Linked DNA regions of Mus musculus: region 1 is linked to region 2. A link is a loop called in an ENCODE intact Hi-C map of the cell type or tissue named here. Cell type or tissue: left cerebral cortex. All regions are shown on one strand. Links, peaks and the distances in the headings refer to the core of each region. The heading gives the core; the rest is flanking DNA. Region 1 overlaps Fam178b (family with sequence similarity 178, member B). Region 2 holds the start of Sema4c (sema domain, immunoglobulin domain (Ig), transmembrane domain (TM) and short cytoplasmic domain, (semaphorin) 4C).

What was found. A loop is a pair of places that touch in the nucleus more often than their neighbours do. Peaks named below come from ENCODE experiments on the same cell type or tissue, not always from the same donor. Only the 100,000 strongest peaks of a DNase experiment are listed, where the experiment ranks them.
Region 1: a loop joins it to region 2, with 1.9 times the contacts of the local background. A loop is called at or near these places in 14 of 42 quality-filtered maps.

The regions. Positions count from the first base shown.
Region 1 is chr1:36,609,981-36,620,118 of GRCm38, reverse strand. All of the region lies in intron 7 of Fam178b (family with sequence similarity 178, member B), which reads left to right. Among named protein-coding and RNA genes, the nearest start is that of Sema4c, 57 kb to the right of the region's middle. In left cerebral cortex, for the core only: a CTCF peak has its summit at 3,935 (motif pointing right); DNase peaks (open chromatin) are centred at 5,227, 7,398, 7,649, 8,561 and 1 more place; H3K27ac peaks cover 255 bases.
Region 2 is chr1:36,551,939-36,562,076 of GRCm38, reverse strand. It overlaps Sema4c (sema domain, immunoglobulin domain (Ig), transmembrane domain (TM) and short cytoplasmic domain, (semaphorin) 4C), which reads left to right and starts at 3,696. Exons shown (of 15, transcript NM_001126047.3): 1 at 3,696-4,061; 2 at 6,000-6,145; 3 at 7,677-7,825; 4 at 8,089-8,151; 5 at 8,263-8,361; 6 at 8,510-8,606; 7 at 8,737-8,853; 8 at 8,947-9,098; 9 at 9,183-9,358; 10 at 9,681-9,825; 11 at 9,928-10,138. The coding sequence starts at 6,037. In left cerebral cortex, for the core only: CTCF peaks have their summits at 3,583, 4,597 and 4,811 (motif pointing right); DNase peaks (open chromatin) are centred at 5,320, 5,691, 5,979, 6,136 and 4 more places; H3K4me3 peaks cover 3,356 bases; H3K27ac peaks cover 2,869 bases.

The DNA of each region.
Region 1 (10,138 bases), core at 676-8,675, 58 kb before region 2:
CTGTCTCCCCTGCCTTAGTCCTCCTCCTCTGTCTTCCCCTGCCTTAGTCCTCCTCCTCTGTCTTCCCCTGCCTTAGTCCTCCTCCTCTGTCTCCCCTGCCTTAGTCCTCCTCCTCTGTCTCTCCTGCCTTAGTCCTCCTCCTCTGTCTTCCCCTGCCTTAGTCCTCCTCCTCTGTCTCCCCTGCCTTTGTCCCTCCTCCTCTGTCTTCCCCTGCCTTAGTCCTCCTCCTCTGTCTCCCCTGCCTTAGTCCTCCTCCTCTGTCTCCCCTGCCTTAGTCCTCCTCCTCTGTCTCTCCTGCCTTAGTCCTCCTCCTCTGTCTCCCCTGCCTTAGTCCTCCTCCTCTGTCTCCCCTGCCTTAGTCCTCCTCCTCTGTCTCCCCTGCCTTAGTCCTCCTCCTCTGTCTCTCCTGCCTTAGTCCTCCTCCTCTGTCTTCCCCTGCCTTAGTCCTCCTCCTCTGTCTTCCCCTGCCTTAGTCCTCCTCCTCTGTCTCCCCTGCCTTAGTCCTCCTCCTCTGTCTCCCCTGCCTTAGTCCTCCTCCTCTGTCTCCCCTGCCTTAGTCCTCCTCCTCTGTCTTCCCCTGCCTTAGTCTTCCTCCTCTGTCTTCCTCTGTCTCTCCTGCCTTAGTCCTCCTCCTCTGTCTCCCCTGCCTTAGTCCTCCTCCTCTGTCTTCCCCTGCCTTAGTCCTCCTCCTCTGTCTCTCCTGCCTTAGTCCTCCTCCTCTGTCTCCCCTGCCTTAGTCCTCCTCCTCTGTCTCCCCTGCCTTAGTCCTCCTCCTCTGTCTTCCCTCTGCCTTAGTCCTCCTCCTCTGCTCATCCATCCCTATTCGAACCTTTCCACACCGGTGTGGTGTTCCACACTTCTATTTTTATTCGTTCTACTCACCACCCCCGTTCAGGATCCCCTTTCTAGTCTCCTGGCCTCTAGACAATCACTTCAAATAAACACAGAAGACTCAGTTCAAAGCTAAGATCCACATACAAGAAAGAGCATGCAGTGTTGTCTTGCTGAGCCTGGGTCATTTAGTTTTTTAATATTTTCTAATTCTATCTGTTTTCCTGCAGATATTATGATTCTTTAGAGCTGTGCATATGTTCCACATTTTCATTGCCCATTCTCCAGTTAACGGACGCTTTCTTTTTCCTGTTTCTGGTGACCAGAGCAGCACTGAGCACAGGTGAGCGTGTATCTCTGAGGTAGGAGATGACTCCTTTGGCTGTGTCCAGGAGTAGCACAGTCGGATCATATGGTAGTTCTCCTTTTAGCTTTTAGTGAAACCTCTATGCTGATTTCCAGAGTGCTACACCAATTAATGCTCCCACCACCAGTGAGTCAGTGCCCCTCCCCCACAGCCTCACCTGCACTGCTTGACACCAGTTTGCTGCCTGCTCTCCCCCCCCCCCCCCCCCAGCTCTCACTCTGGCTCTTTTTTTGAGAAAGGGTTTCTCTTCTCTGTAGTCCTGGCTACCTTGGTATTCACTCTGTAGACTAGGCTGGCCTCAAACTCAGAGGTCTGCCTGCCTCTGTCTCCTCAAACTCAGAGGTCTGCCTGCCTCTGTCTCCTGAGTGCTGGGATTAAAGTCACGAGCTACCACAGCCCAGCATCACTTGTCTTGATGATAGACATTCTGACTGGGCTGAGATGGGACATCAGTGCACTTCAGAGTTCTGCTGATGGCTAAAGATGTTGAACGCTCTTTAAGATATTTATTAGCCATTTGTATTTCTTCCTTTGTGAGTTCTGTGTGCAGCTGCATGGCCCCTGTTTTTAATGGGGTTATCTGTTTGCTGTTTTTTGTTTTGTTTTAACTGTAATTCTGTAATTGTGAGATTAAGCCTTTGTTTGATGTGTAGCTGGCAGAGGTTTTCCACAGTTCTGTGGGCTTCCTCTTCTCTTGATTGACAGATTTCCTTTTCTGGACAAATGCTTTTTAATTTCATGACACATTTCATTCATCAATTGTGGCCTGACTTCCTGAGCAGCCGAGCTCTCAGAAAGCCTTTCCTGAAGTGCGACCTGAAAGTGTTTGCCATGCCTTTTTCCTTAGCAGTGTTGGAGCTTGAGGTCTTACGTTAAGGTCTGTAATTCGTTTGGAGTTGTTTTCTGTGCAGGGTGAGAGAGAGCAATCTAGATCCATTCTTCTATGTGTAAATATCCAGTTTCCCCCAGCACAAATGAGTACTTTTAGCTTTTTTTTTTTTCCAAAAAATCAGGGGGCTATATCTGAATGAGTTTGTATGTGGACTTCTGTTCTGTTCCGTTGACATGCAGATGTGTTCCTATGCTAGTGCCATGGGTTTCTGTTACTGTGGCTCCACACTGTACCTCAAAACCAGCTCGGGTGACCCCTCCAGCACTGTTGCTTGGGGTCCCCAAGGCTATCTGGGGTCTTTTGTTCTTTGATAAACCTCATTTGTTTCTCTGTTTCTGTGAAGAATAGTGATTGCTCTGGACCTGTGATTTGTTTTTTGGCAAGATAGCCATTTAGTCTTCCAGCTCTTCCTTAGTTTCTTTTTCAAGTGTGTAAAGTTCTTCACTGAGGAGGTCTCTCACTCTGCTGGTTAGGTTAGTCCAAGGTTGGAGGTGGGCTGTGGCCTGTATTGGGAAGGGCATTGTTTCCTTTTTAGCTTGTTTCCTGTTGGTTTCTAGATTGGCTGATGATTTCTATGTTCATTTTGCAGCCCGCCGCTTCACTCAAAGTATTGATGCTCAGTGTTCTAAAAGTTTTCTGGTAGAGTCTTCAGGGTTACCTTACCACTCTCACCACCATTTCTCTCTTTCTCTGAGATAAAGGTCTCACTGTGTAGCCCTGACTGGCCTGGAACTCAATATGTATACCAGGTTTACTCACAGAGAATCATATATCTGCTTCCCAAGTGCTGAAATTAAAGGCTTGTACCACACTCTGGAGATAGTCTCTTTTAAAATCACATCTGCAAATAAGGATACTTTGACTTCTTCCCTTCCTATTTATATTTCTTCTGTCTGCCTCTCTTCCTTACTGCTCCAGTGAAGACTCTAGCACTGTACTGCATGAGGGTGGAGGAAGTAGGCAGCCCTACCGTGCTCCTGATTTCAGTGGAAATCGTTGACATTTCCCCTATCTGGTACACAGTGTTGCCTCTGTTGCCATGGGTAGCCTTGACTGTGCTCAGATGTGTCCTTCTATTCTCTGTTTCTTCAGCAGGTTTCATATGAAAAAGGCCAGGAGTCATAGCACATGCCTTTAATTCTAGTATTCAGGAGGCAGGCAGAGAGAGGTGCATCTCTGATAGTTTAAGGCCAGCCTGGTCTACATAGCAAGTTTCAGGTCATTCAGGAGTACACAGTGGGACCCTGTCTCAGAAAAAAAAAAAAAGAAATTGAATTTTGTTGAAAGTCTTTTTTACATCTGTTGAGATAATCGTGTAATTCTGTCCTTTAGTCCATTTATGCAAGTTATTACATTTATTGATTTGCATGTGTAAAGTCATCCCTGCATCTCTGGAATAAATCCAACTTTATCATGGCAAATCATCTTCCTCCTGCCCACCCCATCCCCCCCCCCCCCAGACAGGGTTTCTCTGTGTAGCCCTGGCTGTCCTGGAACTCACTCTGTGGACCAGGCTGGTCTCAAATTCAGAAATCTGCCTGCCTCTGCCTCTCAGTGCTGGGATTAAAGGTGTGCGCCACCACTGCCCGGTGCAAATCATCTTTTTATAGGCTTATTTGTGTCATTTTAAATTATAAAACTTGTGTTTGCCGGGCATGGTGGCGCACGCCTTTAAACCCAGCACTCAGGAGGCAGAGGCAGGCGGATTTCCGAGTTCAAGGCCAGCCTGGTCTACAAAGTGAGTTCTAGGACAGCCAGGGCTATACAGAGAAACCCTGTCTCGAAAAATAAAACAAAAAACTTGTGTTTGTGTCTGCATGTGGGCACATAAGTGCAGGTGTTCTTGGAGGCCAGAAGAGGGCGTCAGATGTCTTAGAGCTGAAGTTACAGGTGATGGGGAACCACCCGACATGGGTGTTGGAAACTGAACTTGGATCTTCTAGAAGGCAGCAATAAGTGCTGTTAACCAATGAGCCATCTCTCCAGACTGATAGATTTTAACATCTCAATCAGTGGGAACTAGCAGCTTCCCAAGAGTCAGTGTCTGGAAGAGCCATTCTCCCCTGCTGCTAAGCTTGCAATAGTGCCGCTGTCTTCTGTAGCTGGCATGGAGCTCCAGCGACCACAGGACAAGAGCTCTGGGTATTTAGGAGAGTTGGTGTGCAGGGGCTCCTGGCCACCTCACCCCTTGTCATCAGCCGCACACACTGTTCTCTAATGACAGCAAGTTTTCCTTTGCTTAGTGGGACTCATACTTGGCTACATATTAATACTACTTGGGAGCTTTTAGATGCTATGTGTCTTTCTTGTTTACACCTTACTCATAAAGGCAGAGTCTCTTTATTCTTTTCTTTTCTTTTTCTATTTTGTCTTTTTTGACACAGGGTTTTTCTGTGGCATAACAGCCCCGGCTGTCCTGGAACTCACTCTGTAGACCAGGCCTGCCTCCAACTCAGAGACTCACCTTCCTCTGTCTCCCAAGTGCCTGGAATTAAAGGCATAAGCCACTACGGCCCAGCCTGGTTTCCAGTTTTTATCAAGTATGGCTAAGCCTGCTAGAAACACATGCAGCGTCTCACAGGCCCTGCTTTCAGCTCAGCTGGCTAGCTCCCAAAGAGCAGCATAGTCGGGTCTCCTTGTAAAGGCGTGTTGAGCTTTGTGAGAAACACTGCACTGTCTTCCAAAGTAGTGAATGAAGACTCCTCTCACTCTGGATCCTTGCCAGGATATGGTTCTATTTTGTCTCCTAGAGAGCAGGCATAGTCCAAAAATGTCGGGTTCGGAACCCCAGAATGAGGGCCTGCTTTAGGCCCACATGCCAGAACAGCGCCGGGAAGCCTTTTTCAATCCGAATCACTTTGAGGCCGGTGTGTGACGTTAGAAGGGTGGGATTTGTTACTGTCACTAAGATCCCCACGTTGTTCAGAGCAGTACACCTTTAGATGATGTCCTACTTGGCTTTAACTGTCAAGTTGACATAACCTACAGTAACCTAAAGGGATTCTCAATCAAGGGATTGCCCACAGCAGAGCGACCTGTGGACATGTCTGTGGGAGATGGTGTTTTGAGGAGTGATGTGACAGAACCCCAGCTCCAACCTACAGGAGCAACACAATTCCCTGGGCAGATGGTCTTGGGCTTTTTCAGAAAGCTAACTGAGCATTAAGTCTGAGAGAGTAAGCCACCAGGCAGCCTCCTCTGTGGTTTCTGCTTTCTTACTTGAGTTCCTGCCCCAACTTCCCTCAGGGACAGACTGTGATCTGGAAGTGTCAGCCAAATACACCCTTTTTCCTTCTAAGTTGCTTTCAGTCACAGTGTTTTCTCACAAAAGAGAGAAGAGAGGGAAACTGGAACAGATGGCAAAGTAAGAAGAAACTGTCTGAACTGGACACACGCCCCTCAGAAAAGATGCAGTGACCTCAGCCATTAGAGATATGCAAATCAACGCTGTGAGTGGTCTCATCTCACCCCGCCCCCCACAAGAATGGCTGACATCAGGAAGTCAAACAATATCCAGGCAGGGTAGCACATGTCTCTGGTTCCAGTACTTGGGAGGCAGAAGCAGGCAGGTCTCTGTGAGTTGAACCTAGTCTACATAGCAAGTTCCAGGCCTGTCAAGGCTATATAGTAAGAAAGAAATTATATCATTTTGAGGAAAATGGGTAGAACTGAAGATCATCATGTTAAATGCATCAAGCCAGACTCAGACAAACATATTTTCTCTCACATATGGACCTCAGGCATCTGTGTGTATGTGTGTGTGCACGTATACATGCAAGTTCATGGAATACATGTAAGAAAATGTCATATTTTCCAAAATGAATATATGGTTTAAAAAGAAAGAGGAAAATGCCTGGAGCCAAGATGTGATAGCTGGGTCTACAGTTGTCTTCTTAGACCATAAGGTGACCTTGAGCTTAAGAAACCCAGGCTGAGAATGACAGACCAGAGCAGTGCAGACCCAACAGGTACTGTCAGGCCTCAGGACCAGCTGTGGTCTGCACAGCCCAGACCCTTTTCAGTGTAGAAACCTAGACTTGAAGCTTCTGTAAGCATAGATGAGCTTTGTTTTGCTTTTGTCTGTTTTTGTCTAGCAGGTATGTGTGCTTCTGTGTTCTGGCACAATACAGTCTGAATGGTAGGGGCCTTGAATACCCTGGTGTTCGGTGACAACCAGGCAGTGGTGTATGTTACAGAGGGCAGAGGAAAGGAGAGGTGGCCTGGGGACGGCATCATTTATTCTGTGCACAGAGCAATGAGTAAGCAGGCCTGAGGCCCACAGAGATGCCAGGAGCACATTCAGGAGGGGTCAAAGCCAGGAGGCTTGTGAGTAACAGCAAAGGGCGGGCCTCCGCTCAGGATGACTGGAAGAAGAGCAAAGACAAAAGCAGGGTTGGAGCTGGAGCAAGGACAGTGAGCAAACTGCAAGTTCCCAAAGACTAGGGCATGATGGCTCACACCTGCATTCCCTGTGCCTCAGAGGCTGCAGGCAGGATCGGCCGAGAGTTCAAGGCCAGCCTAGGACGCATAGTGAGACCCTATCTCAGAGGGAGAGAGAAATTGGGGAAGAGAAGATTTCAAAAGGAATTGAAGCCTAACAAACAGGGAGAAACACTGAGATGAGCGAGCAGGGTTTACAGAGGCGAGCGCCTGTGCCTGTGCTTATACTGTGCTCAGAGTGATGGTATGTACATGGGTTTAAAGTAGGAACTCAAGGCCTGGGTGTGGAGCCCAATGGTAGAACATGTGCAAGGACCTGGGTTCCATCTCCAGGGATACAAAAAGAAAACAAATTAAAGTCCTGATTTGATGGAAGAACTTCCGTTTTCATTAAGTACATAGGCCCCTTTGATGACAGGGTCACCTCCCTAGTCCAGCAGCTTCCCTTTGCCATTCCTTTCAGGATCCCCTTCTGCCTCTGTGCCTTTGTCTCTACCCTAAAGCCAAGCATCCATTCCTTTGCTTCTGAGATCCACCATGGGTTCAGGTCTATATGAGCATATTCTGTCACTATTACTCCTCAGGGTACGTTCCACTTCACTCTGACCACCCTTTCCTACCTATGTACCACCTGGCCAACTGGCGTCTACCCCCCACCCCGGGTTCATCTTTCACTTGTACACTGTGCCCTTCCACCAAACTGTTGCATCCAGAATCAGGATTCTTATCCACGGAACATTCACAGCGGCACAGCTCGGGGCTGAGTTAACAGTTGCTGAGTGAAGAAGCATTCTCAGGGTCTGAAGCAGAAGCTAATTGACTAAAAGCAAGTGACTCTGAAGCCAGTTAGAGCCAAGGGAAGTGACATAATGCAAGCTGGGATGGGAAGTAAGTCAGTTCCCAGCCTCCCTTGAGTTCTGTGAAGTGAAAGCTCCCATTTTCCTGAGAGTCCCTTTCCTCCCCTTCCTGGGGCCTCCGCTCCTCCTGAGGTGTGTGAGACCTCAGAGAGTTAGGACCCAGGTTGATGGTGCTGCTCAGCATACACCTGAGCTGAGCCGACAGGGACAAGAGCAGAGCCTGCCTCACAGTTGGCATAGGGGTGCTGGAGGCCCAGTGAGGGAAGGGAGAGCCAGGCTCAGTGCTGCTGGGGCTGGCCAAGTGGCTGCAGGAACACTTAGAAGGCGTGTGGTGTTCTCATCCGTGTCGCCGTGCTGGGAGAACAGCCCTGAAAAACAGCTTCTTCCGTGACACAGATGGAAAAGTCACTTTTTAGTCCAGAGACTGGTTTTTTTTCGTTGTTTTTTTTTTTGTTTTGTTTTGTTTTGTTTTGTTTTTCCTTTTAAAGCATCCATTCCATCCCAGGAGAGCCGCTCAAGGCCGCCTCCAGCCCAGCCCCCAGTAGAGCCCAGCTGCCCACACTGGCATTTGAAAAGCCCCCATGCCCCAGGGCTGCTCTGGGAGTCACCTAAAATGACTGCCTTGGGTGTGGAGAAACTGAGATAGGGAAAGAGCCTGGAAGCTCATTTGGGACACAGAGCTGAGGAAAAGCTGAGCGCATGGCCTACTTAGGAAGCCTTAATTATGGCCTCTGGGTGGTATTTTCCTGTCATCCAAGAACCACTTCCCAGGCTGTTGATGGGGACTGATTTATCCAGACATCTGGGCCCCTACCTTTGAAATTGCACCGTCACATCAGGCTTGGTCACACTGTGCTGGGGCATTATAACTGGGTGAAAGGAAGGGGGTGGGGTACAATGTCTGAGCTCAACACTGCTGCCCTCAGAGAGGATTTAGAGCCCTGAGCACCTGTGGGGGCTGAAGTGGGGCAGGACACATCCCCTCCAGGCTCTGGCAGGATGTTCCAGCCCAGCCGGGCCTCGCCCTAGGTCCATTCTCTTCCCCTCTCTGGAAAGTTCACGCTCCCGCCCACGTGTTCGTGCGTGTACGTGCACAGGCCCCCGGAGGCCCAGGTAAACAGGGCCCTGGCAAACCAACACGTATTGTTTTGGAACCTTTCCTCTTCTCAGCTCATTTGTGAGGAGGCTGAGGGCTGTCATTACTGCTCTGACTTGTTAGGTTGCCAAGATGGGGGAAAAACACAGTTTTTCCTCCTCTAAGAATCTAATTGCGTATTTGGTTAGTCCCTGACCCATATACATTTCTTAGTAGAGGAATATGCTTGCTGAAAAGAAAATGGCCTTAGCCAGCTTTCAAAGACCCAGTGCCTGGCCAGGTGCTGTCAGCATGGCAGACCGTGCAGCCTGCAGAAAATCTCTCTCCATGAGTTTAGGTAACAGAGCCTTGTGTGGTTCTTGTGGAAGGAGACTCCTGTTTTCTATGACCCTGCCATTTCCCTTTTTCTGTGCCTTGTCTTGCTAACCTGCTTTTGTCATGGCTGTCCCTTTTCCAGGTGGGCGCCTCCCCCAGCACTGCCTGTAGCCTCACCTTCCCTCTCCTGTTGACTGTAGTCAGCTCCCCAGCCCTGTAGCCTCACCTTCCCTCTCCTGTTGACTGTAGCCAGCTCCCCAGCCCTGTAGCCTCACCTTCCCTCTCCTGTTGACTGTAGTCAGCTCCCCAGCCCTGTAGCCTCACCTTCCCTCTCCTGTTGACTGTAGCCAGCTCCCCAGCCCTGTAGCCTCACCTTCCCTCTCTTGTTGACTGTACTCAGCTCCCCAGCCCTGTAGCCTCACCTTCCTTCTCCTGTTGACTGTAGCCAGCTCCCCAGCCCTGTAGCCTCACCTTCCCTCTCCTGTTGACTGTAGCCAGCTCCCCAGCCCTGTAGCCTCACCTTCCCTCTCCTGTTGACTGTAGTCAGCTCCCCAGCCCTGTAGCCTCACCTTCCCTCTCCTGTTGACTGTAGTCAGCTCCCCAGCCCTGTAGCCTCACCTTCCCTCTCCTGTTGACTGTACTCAGCTCCCCAGCCCTGTAGCCTCACCTTCCCTCTCCTGTTGACTGTAGTCAGCTCCCCAGCCCTGTAGCCTCACCTTCCCTCTCCTGTTGACTGTAGCCAGCTCCCCAGCCCTGTAGCCTCACCTTCCCTCTCCTGTTGACTGTAGTCAGCTCCCCAGCCCTGTAGCCTCACCTTCCCTCTCCTGTTGACTGTACTCAGCTCCCCAGCCCTGTAGCCTCACCTTCCCTCTCCTGTTGACTGTAGTCAGCTCCCCAGCCCTGTAGCCTCACCTTCCCTCTCCTGTTGACTGTAGCCAGCTCCCCAGCCCTGTAGCCTCACCTTCCCTCTCCTGTTGACTGTAGCCAGCTCCCCAGCCCTGGGCACATTCAGTGCCATTTCAGTCTGGGATTTTAGTTTATCTCATCATTACCTTTTTCTTTATTTGTGTGTATGTGTATTTATTTGTGTGGGCATGTTTGCGTCATTGCTTTGATATGGAGGTCAGAACACAGCCAGTTTGCTCTCTGCATCCACTGAATGGATCTGGAGATGGACCTCAGATTGTCAGGTTTAGATGCAAGCACCTTATCAGGGAGCCATCTTGCCTGCCCTCTGGTCTTTGTTCTTCTTTAAAGAGAGGGACTTATTTGTAGATCAGGTTGGATTGGCAATCTCAGTGATCCTCCTGCCTCTGCCTCCCGCAGCACCGGGGCCTGGA
Region 2 (10,138 bases), core at 1,066-9,065:
CCATCTTGACTCGTGTCCACTTCTCAGGGGGTGAAGGTCCCAGAGTGTTCCATGGCTGTTGCACACAATCTTCTCTGTTTCCATGTCCCAGGGTTGGCGCCTGACTAGGAGCTAGACAAAGAGTCACCCCCATCTACCTTCCAAGGCCTAATTGAGCACAGCTACCCTGCTCTCTGGGTCCCCAGAAGGTCAGGAGCTAGAGGCATCTATTATTTACAGGACAAGGCAGACTCTGCACAGTACTGGGTACCACAGAGGACATCTTTTCTGTCTCAAAGCCTTTGCCAAATGAGAAGTGGAAGAAACCCTCCCAGAGCCAGGTGACTTGACTGATAGTTCTGGTTTCTCTTCCTGGACACATCACAAACTCCTTTGGCATACCCTCACACCCTCGCAGGTCAGCCTCAGATCTCCACAGGAGGGCAGGGACTCTGGAGAGCCAGCCCTTCTCACGCAGCCTCTAGGCTCCCCTGCTTGACACTGCACACCTGACAGTTAATCCTCAGTTCCTGGGTTTGCTCTGGAAACCTGGAAATCACCTTGAAATTTCCCTCTTTTGTTCTCATTGCCAAGGGCAGAGAGGGGGTAGGGAGGCCTGAGAGGCTGAACTGGGGAGTTTCCATTCTTGAAGCTGCCTTTACCTGGCTTTAAGAGAAAGGATCAAACTGTCCATCAATGTAGACATCTGGAATCCTTCCTGGCTCCTTTATCCCAAAACTCATCCTTGAGAGAGAGATACATCCAGGGAGCAAGAGGTGTTGGTGACAACTCAGTCCCTCCCAGAAGCCTGGCTGTAACCTGACCAGCAGTATGCAATGTGAGGTCACTCAAGGGTGGACACTCTCCCCTGGGTCCTGTAATTGCCCTGCTCTGGGACTCACTGGGAGCTGACATAATAGGAACCGAGCCTTTTCAAGGCCAAGAATTCTGGACCGAAGCTAGCTGGCTCACCGTTTGCCCTCCAGGTTTTTGACCCCAAGCCCTGGGGAAAAGGCAAGGGATATCCTGACAAAGCCACTGGAAAAGCCGCATCCTGGGCCTCAATGACGGATGTTTTCCTGCTTCCTTTTGGTGATGCTGGAAGGGAGGGGCCGGGAAGGGAGGGGCTTCCCAGGTGGACAGCTTTGATAATTGTCCTTTTGGAGGAAGTCCTTTTCCTATGACCCAGTGCCCTGGGTCCCAGTGGTCAGAGAGCTCCTTGAAAAATGGCCGACCCTAATCTTTTCACTCAGCCACCAGTGGAGAGACAACTGCGGAATGGAAAGGGTCCAGGTCCAGCAGGCCTTGAATAGAGCCCCAGTGCACACTCCCTGTCTCCATCTTGCCACTTTCCTCAGGAGGGATAGTTGCTAAGAAGCAGGATATGCCGGGCGGTAGTGGCACACACCTTTAATCCCAGCACTTGGGAGGCAGAGGCAGGCAGATTTCTAAGTTTGAGGCCAGCCTGGTCTACAAAGAGAGTTCCAGGACAGCCAGGGATACACAGAGAAACCCTGTCTCAAAAAAACCGAAAAAAAAAAGCAGGATACTACGGATACTACTCATGTACTGGGATCTGTGAGGGTTGGCTCCAGCGCCTGGGAGGCATGTAACATATCTTCTTGTGTTTCCTTTATTTGGCTAAAAGGCTTTAAGCCGTAGCAAAAGAGGCAAGTTAGGGAAGCCCTTATTCTGTCTGCCTGAATACAGATGACGGGTGTGATGTCTTCCATAGCCTATGCTAGGCAGGCCTGGAAGATGTTTTTGCAATTTTTTTTTCTGTATTACTGTATTTTTTTCTTGATGGACAATCCAGGATCCTTATTTTTTTCTGCCAGCTGTCCTTTTATTAAAAAGCATGAATCACGAACAAGTAGTCATGAGAGGAAACTTTATCTTCTGCCCACCCACTTGTGGAGAAGACCTGTGACAGTAACCAGTGCGGCAGGAAGGGGCAGAGGAAGAGTGGTGGGGGGTGGAACGCTATCGCTGGGGAGCCCTGTGCCCAGAGGCTAACTGGCTCTGTTAGTGGAATGGTCTCATTTCTACCTCCATGCCTGGCTTAGAAGACCCTGGCGCCTGCCATGAAGGTACAGAATACTGTCCCTGCCAGTGAAACTAAAACCTTTTGAAACTTTCCACTGGGGCCACCTTGGAGGTAGAGCCAGGGAGCTCAGATCACTACCAGGCAGCCCTCATTTCTAGGGGCAAGGCTTACAGGTGAGAAGGAAACACAGCAGGAAGTGGAGGTTAGCCTCATGGTTGCTGACTGCTGAAAGGATGGAGCTTCTGGGCTCACAGTTTTCCTACCTCTCCCTTCCCAAGCAGGTGGGATGGACCATATAGACTGCGTCCAGCGCCAGGATCTCACTAAAAATGTCACCTTGCTCTTTGTGTGGATTTGAGCCCTTTTTTTGTTTGTTTGTTTGTATCTTGCTTAATCTCTTATTCAGTGAGAGAAACAGTAGCTGGCTTGGAAGTCCTGTTTCAGCCTCCTGGAGCTGAGGAGTCTTAGCTTTTAGCGAATCCTGAGCTTGGAGTGGGGCTTGCCCTTAGTAGATGAACAGGAGCCTGGTCAAGAGGAGTGTGCATGGCTCCCTCCCTGGCCAGCTTCCATAGGACACCCTCCCTGCCCACCCCTGGCAATAGCTGGCCTGCCTCCTATCTCTGAGGTCACAGCTTTGTTTCCTAATGGAAAGGAGCTGGGAAACGTGGCTCTGGCCAGCGAGGGAGAAGGGGCCCTTCTGTGTCCCAGTAAAGACCCAATTGTTACTGAAACCAAACTGGGCTGCCATTCTCGATTACTCCCATTGCTCTTCTGCTCTTCACTTCTCAGGTGCCACGTTTTAGCCCAGAACAAAAGCTGCTGTCGGACTGATTTATACTCCAGATTTTACTTATGGGGTCTGAAGTGTTTTTTCCCCTCCGGGACTGCCCCCTGGGGCTCAAAGTTACCACAGAAACCTCCAGGCCTCCTTCCCTTCGTCCCTGTCCTTTGATTCTGGTTAGGGGTGGTCTCCAGGTACCGCTGGGGCAGTTTCCCCGAGGTTTCTCAGTCCACCTGCCCACTGGAGGACCAGCTGGCTGGAAGGATTTGCCAGCCAGCACCGTCCAGGAGGCCACAGCTACAAGTTACTTCTAGGAGCGCCTGTGGGCGGAGGCTGGCAGTTCTGAAGGTGGTGGTGGTTCGCTGCGTGGCTCCCTCCAGCCTCTTTCATCTGAACCGTGGCGCGCTCGTGCCTCTAGTTAATCAGCCTTCCAAGCCACACCAAGAGTCATTTCCCGGGGGTAGGCTCTGCTGGAGCCTGGAAACTAGGAGCTGCCTGCAGTCTTGGGGTCTCCTCTGCCTGTGAGCTGCTCCTTCCAGTCCAAGGGTTAGGGCCAGAAAGGAGGACAACTTTGGAGTCAAAAGACTGACCACTGTGGTTAGCACCTGAGAGAACCTTCAGTTTCTTCTCTTGCTACGCCACCCCCTTCGGGTACAAGTCCCAAAATGGTTTGCCAGTTTTCGTTCCCGTAACTGGAGCGTGGGGAAGCCCCTCAACCCTTCCAGAGAGCCCATCCCGCCTCAGGACTTGAAGGCACACTTCACCAGGTGAGTGCAGTTCGTGCAGTTCCCGGTGGCAACGCCTGGAGTCCCTCCCCGCCCCCCACCCCGCCCCCTCCCCGCCTCCGGCCGCTGTGGCGCAGACCTTGACTCACGAGCTGCAAGAGTCGTAAAGGGTCCCCAAGCCTCAGTGCCGGGTAAGCAAGGCAGCGGGTCGCAGCCCCCTCCTGGGCGGGCCTTCGCGTCCCGCCCCCGGCCACCACTCGACACCCTCTGCCTGACGTCAAGGGGTTGGGGGCGGAGAGCGGCGGTGGCGGCGGCTGCAGCGGAGAAAGAACCGGCGCCCGGCGCGGTGGAGCGCCGAATCCGAGCTCAGGGGCGCCGAGAGCCGTGCTGAGACCGAGGGGCGGTGGCACGGGACAGCCTTAGCGTGCTGGCGGGCGGGCGCAGTCTGGAGCGGCGCGGGGGCAGGGGAGGACGGTGGCCGGAGTCAAACGCGAGGGCAGCGCCCAGGGATTGGAGCTGCACGAAAGAGGTGAGTGAGGCCGGAGCGGTGGGGCCCCGGGGCCGCTGCTTTGTCCCCTTGCTTGGGTAGGGGCTAGCGCGCGCGCTAGAGGACAGCGTCTAGGGGTGCAGGGCGGGGCGACAGCAAAGACAGCTGTCCGATCCGGGTCCCTCTTGAGTCCGCCGCGGGCTGCCCAGTGGCGATCGGCATCAAGGCAAGCAGTGCCTGCAGCTCCACTGGCCGGAGCAGCGGGAGCCTGGGGGTACGGACAGCGCTAGGGGCAGTGGGGGACCCTTGGGCTGTCCAGCGCGCGGTCCGAATCTTTGCCAGGCTCGCGAACTGCTCGGGTTCCCCCCACCTCGACGGAAAGTTAGGGGCGGGCTTGGACCGTGGCCGATGTTGTGGGATCGGATTTCCCTAGCGCGGCCCCCCGCCCTCCCGTTCTGCTCCGGAGGCGGGCTGGCACTGAGAACCAGCCCCCTAGCCAAAGCTCCGCCGCCCGGTCCCTCTCTGGAGCGCCGCAATCCACGACCGGGTGTGCAAGTGTGGGGTGCAAATCCTGGTCCTGCACCCCTCCATCCCCTTGGCTGTCCGTGTCCCTTGCTTCGGGAAGAGCTTGGGGGTTGGGTCACCGCTACGCCTGCAGATTCTCGGAGCGCACCACCGGGTTTTGACCCCAGCCTAGGGTAATTGGCAGAGAGGAAACTGAGGGTGTGTCAGGGGGGACTGCTCCGGGGAAGGCAGCCCCAGCCCCCCGCCCTTCCCGCGCGGAGGTTCTTGGCCGACAGGGGGCGTCCGCAAGCCCGGCTTTGCCACGCTCCCAGCGCTGCCGCTTTGTTTGCATTCAAATCCCCGGAGCTGGGGGAGGGGAGAGTCCACAGTAGGGAGACCGAGACCGGGTCTTGGCTAGGAACCTTTGTTTTGGGGTGCAATCCTCAGATTCTGCATCTCTGTTCCCAGCCCCTAGCGTCTAGATTAGTGGAGATCCGTTCCGTTTGCCTACTGCCTAGTGCATGGTCCCCGAGGTGCAATCCCGGAGTTAAGAACGTTCGTCAGAGCCGGGGAGGAGGGGACGCAGCCCTTGACGATCATTTGTGGGCATCCCCTGTTGTCCAGGAGAACCCCGCTTCGGCCTCCCCAACCCATTTCACTTCCCTCCACGATCCCGCTCTCGCGGAGGCGAGGAGATTCCCAGACAGAAGCCTGGAACTGACTCGTGGCCCGGTCGCCTCTCTGCGGGAGGGTCAGTGTCTTGTAGAAGGCTGTTGGAGAAACAGGACTGGTCCTGGTCATTTCCACGCCCATCCCACCCACTTCCTGCCTCCCTCTTGGGCAACAAAGGGGCCTCGGAAGCTGGGCCCATTTGGTTCCCGGCCCCACTCCTACTCCAGCCCTGCTGATGTGGAACCGGGTTTGGGCTCTGCCCGGCTATTGTCTGCGCTGGGGGAGGGGACGGGCTGGGGCCGGGAACTCTACACGCTGCCTGCTTCACCAAGTCCCCCACTGAAGCTCTTTGCCCAACCGGCTGCCTGCGGCTGCTGAATAAGGGGTATATCTCCCCGAATTAGGTCTTGGGGCTGGCCTGGGTCCCACTGGTAGCAAGCCCTGTTTTTTATGGTTATTGTAAGAAACTCTGAAACCTTTAAGGCCAGAAGGAGCCAATGAGGGGGAGTCCCTCTTTTATTTTTTTCCACACAACTCCCTGTTGAAGGGAGGGAGTAGGGATGGCCTGGAGGCCACAGGCGGCTTTTGATGACTGCCCACGCCTAGTGCTTGCTGACTAAGTTCCTCTCCTTGCTCTTCTGGGAGACCCCCAGGGCTCTTGTGGGCAGAGGCCAGTTGCAGGATCAGGAGGAGATGTAAAGGCTCTGGGGGAGGTTTGTTCCAGTGTGCGTCCTGTGTTGCTTGTCTCTTGGTGCGGGCCCCCTTCCGGTCTGTGATGCTGACCAGTTTCTTTTCCTTCAGCAGGGCTGCTGGACTGAAGTTTAGACCCTGGGTGTCTGCCATGGCCCCACACTGGGCTGTCTGGCTGCTGGCAGCAGGGCTGTGGGGCCTGGGCATCGGGGCTGAGATGTGGTGGAACCTTGTGCCCCGGAAGACAGTATCTTCTGGGGGTGAGTGCCTGAAGCATGGGAGGCAGGGCCAGAGGGAGGCTGGGATAGACTGCTGGGGGAAGGGCGAGGAGGGGAGTGATGCTTGCTTGCAGGAAGGAGCTGCTGCTGAGGAATTACCCCCAAGCATGCACCTTTACACCGATATGTGTGGCTGTGGCTTTCTAAGAAACGCGAGTGGCCCCAGGGGCCCAGAACTGGTAGTGCTGGTCTAGACCTGGGCTTTGCCCCCTTCTGACACTGGGATAACTTTATGGGATCTCTTACCAGCGCACCCCCACCCTCACCCAGACCTGGCTGGCCTGGTGTGCAAGGGAGGTAGTTTCTGAATCAACCTCCCTGTTCCTCACTTGAATTGTCTCTCTTGCTTGGAAGCCTAGAGAGAGAAACCTGAACCCCAGGGCAAGTGTAAACCTAACCCTATCTCCAGTCTTTCTAGCTGTCTGTCCCTAGAAGCCCCTTTAATTCACCCTAATGGTCTCCTCTGCTGCTCTAACACTGGAGCCTTCTGATGGCTCTGGGTGGACACATATAAGCTCGCGCTTCGTGGGGGAGGAGACAGAGTGAACCAGACAGCTCTCCTTTGCTTTCGCGCACACCTGTATGGAGAGGTGATGTCAGGTGTTTGTATCATCTCTGTGCTCCTGGGACATGGGATGAGCTCACCTCCCACAGGCTACACTCAGCTGCTATTAAAGCCCCTCCCATGTCGACCCAACTCTCGTTGGTCACTGCCTCCCGACCCTGAAGCTGGCTTAAGTAGGGATCCTGTGAACAGGTGTGCAGGTATACGGTCCTCTGACAGGTTACATGACTGTATGTATGATCACGCCCTACGTGTGCTGGCCGGAAGCACAACTTCCCAGGCTTCAGCACCACCTCTGAGTCTCAGGTTCCTTTTATCTCCCAGTCCTAACCTCTTCTTCCTTCTCCACACGCCACTTTGCCAGTCCCCTGCCCATCTGTGCGTGTGTCTCTGAAAGCCTGGATTGGTGCCTGCTGGGACTTCTTAGACAAGGAATGCTTACAACTATTCTGTGCCTCCTGATGCAGTAAATCCGCCACCAGGGTCTGCCTAGACCTTGCCATGGTCAGCAAGTAGCAGAGCAGGAAATGGCAACCGAGGAAGCGGGGCTGGGGGTGGGGGGGAAGTGTCCAGTTCTGTGCCTGAGGTACCGCTGACCCTGAGGGAGCGTCATCAGTCAGATGGCTTCCTCTGGCCGGAAGCTTTGGCTGAGGTATCCTTCCTTCCCCGTTACCAGCCCAGATTACCTCCTCCCAGGCTGAGGAAGGGCCTTGGAAGCCTGGGTAGGATGGAGCTGTTGAGCCAAAGGCTATTCAGAAAAAGTCCTTTATGGCCCATAGAGGTTTGGTTGTCGTCTGTGTGTGTGTAGTGGTAGCTTTTGTGGAGAATCGTGATGACGAGGCCCAGGGGAGCCTTGGACAAAGGAAGATTGATGGATTCCTGGAACCCCAGGGAGGATGTCCTCTGCCCCTACTCATCCCCACCTTGTTCTAATATCTGTTTCTGCAGAGCTGGTCACAGTAGTGAGGCGGTTCTCCCAGACAGGCATCCAGGACTTCCTGACACTGACCCTGACAGAACATTCTGGCCTTTTATATGTGGGGGCCCGAGAGGCGCTGTTTGCCTTCAGTGTAGAGGCTCTGGAGCTGCAAGGAGCGGTGAGAGGTGGGGCAGTGGGAGGCACTCAGAGGGGAGAGGGAAAGGACTCAGGGTGTAGCCTGTGCAGGCTGTCCCTCAGCCCAGCTCTCTTGGGGTGTCAAGATTAGCAATTGCTTTCTGCTCCTGGTTTCTGCTAGTTGGGGTGGTTTGGGGCTTCTGTCAGAATGGGGACCAGGCGTCATCAATGGTGTAGCTTAAGGGGTGTTTGCAGCACACTTAGCGCAGACCTGTGACATTGCTGATGTGTCTGTCCAATCCTCAGATCTCTTGGGAGGCTCCAGCTGAGAAGAAAATTGAATGTACCCAGAAAGGGAAGAGCAACCAGGTGGGTGCTTAGAGAGCTTCCCCTGCCAGCCTCCTTCTTTAATCTGCACCCTGGTGATCTCCTATCTCTGACTCTCAGTTCTCACTAACCTGTATACCTTTCTCTCCAAAGACCGAATGCTTCAACTTCATCCGCTTCCTTCAGCCATACAATTCCTCCCATCTGTATGTCTGCGGCACCTATGCCTTCCAGCCCAAGTGCACCTACATCGTGAGTGGTTCCCCCTCTCTTTGGGTGTGCCCCTTACCCACCTGTTCCTAACCTATGACCTCCTTCCTTGACCTCTCGGGGCCATGATATTTTCAGACTGTATAGAGCCCCATAGTAACACCCATCTTCGATGTCTTCCTGCCCCTAGAACATGCTCACGTTCACCTTGGACCGTGCAGAATTTGAGGATGGGAAGGGTAAATGCCCATATGACCCAGCTAAGGGTCACACCGGACTCCTTGTGGGTGAGTGGCTGCTGCCAGCACAGAGGGGAGAATCTGGGCCTCTGTCAGTCACGCTCTGAGTACTTACTTGTCTTCAGAGCAGTCTCTACTTTAGTTCCCTGGCCTCTCTGACCGCTGTTGTCTCCCGCAGACGGTGAGCTGTACTCAGCCACACTCAATAACTTCCTGGGCACAGAGCCGGTTATCCTTCGATACATGGGGACCCACCACTCCATCAAGACAGAGTACCTGGCTTTTTGGCTGAATGGTGAGTCATGGGATGGGACTGGGGAAGCCCAGAGTGGAAGGGCCTTCCAGGGCCCTGGGACTCTTGTCACTGGCCCTTTTTTCTTCGTCCCAGAACCCCACTTTGTAGGCTCTGCCTTTGTCCCTGAGAGTGTGGGAAGCTTCACGGGAGACGATGACAAGATCTACTTCTTCTTCAGTGAGCGGGCAGTGGAGTATGACTGCTATTCCGAGCAGGTGGTGGCTCGTGTGGCGAGAGTCTGTAAGGTACCAAGTTCCGCAGTGGTGGGCAGCGGGAGCCCTGAAGGCCTGGCAGGGGCTGACCAGCCTTGTCTCCTTGCCATCTGCCAGGGTGACATGGGGGGAGCACGGACGCTGCAGAAGAAATGGACGACGTTCCTGAAGGCTCGGTTGGTGTGCTCAGCCCCTGACTGGAAGGTCTACTTCAACCAGCTGAAGGCGGTGCACACCCTGCGGGGCGCCTCTTGGCACAACACCACCTTCTTCGGGGTTTTTCAAGCGCGATGGTAAGCGGCTATGGGGTAGCTGGGGGTAGGGAGGAGCAGGTGGTCAGGTAGGGATAGTGTGTGGGTGTGAGGGCCCCCGCACAGGCGTCTGGAGGAAGTCCAGCGGGTCAGTGCCTGGCAGCCAAGATGACTTTGCGCCTGCTCTTTCTAAAGCTGGGTGGGGGAAGGTGAGCAGAAAGCTGCCTGGGGTGACACCTCAGGGCTACCTCATGGTCGTGACTGCTCCATACTAAGCTTTGCCCTTCCTACTTTTTCCTCTGTTCCCTGGTATGGTGGGAGCAAGTAGGCACCCAACCTGACTTCCAAGGTCCTTCTTTAACAGGGGCGATATGGACCTGTCTGCAGTTTGTGAGTACCAGTTGGAACAGATCCAGCAAGTGTTTGAGGGTCCCTACAAGGAGTACAGTGAGCAAGCCCAGAAGTGGGCCCGCTATACTGACCCGGTACCCAGCCCTCGGCCTGGTTCGGTGAGTTTTCGGCTTGGGGATGTATTCCCAACATCGGCTCCAGGACCCACTTATTCGCCAGCTGACTGACAGCCGCCCTCCCCACGCCCCTCCCCGACACAGTGTATCAACAACTGGCACCGAGACAATGGCTACACCAGTTCCCTGGAACTGCCGGACAACACCCTCAACTTCATCAAGAAGCACCCCCTGATGGAGGACCAGGTGAAGCCTCGGTTGGGCCGCCCCCTACTTGTGAAGAAGAACACTAACTTCACACACGTGGTGGCCGACAGGGTCCCAGGGCTTGATGGTGCCACCTATACAGTGTTGT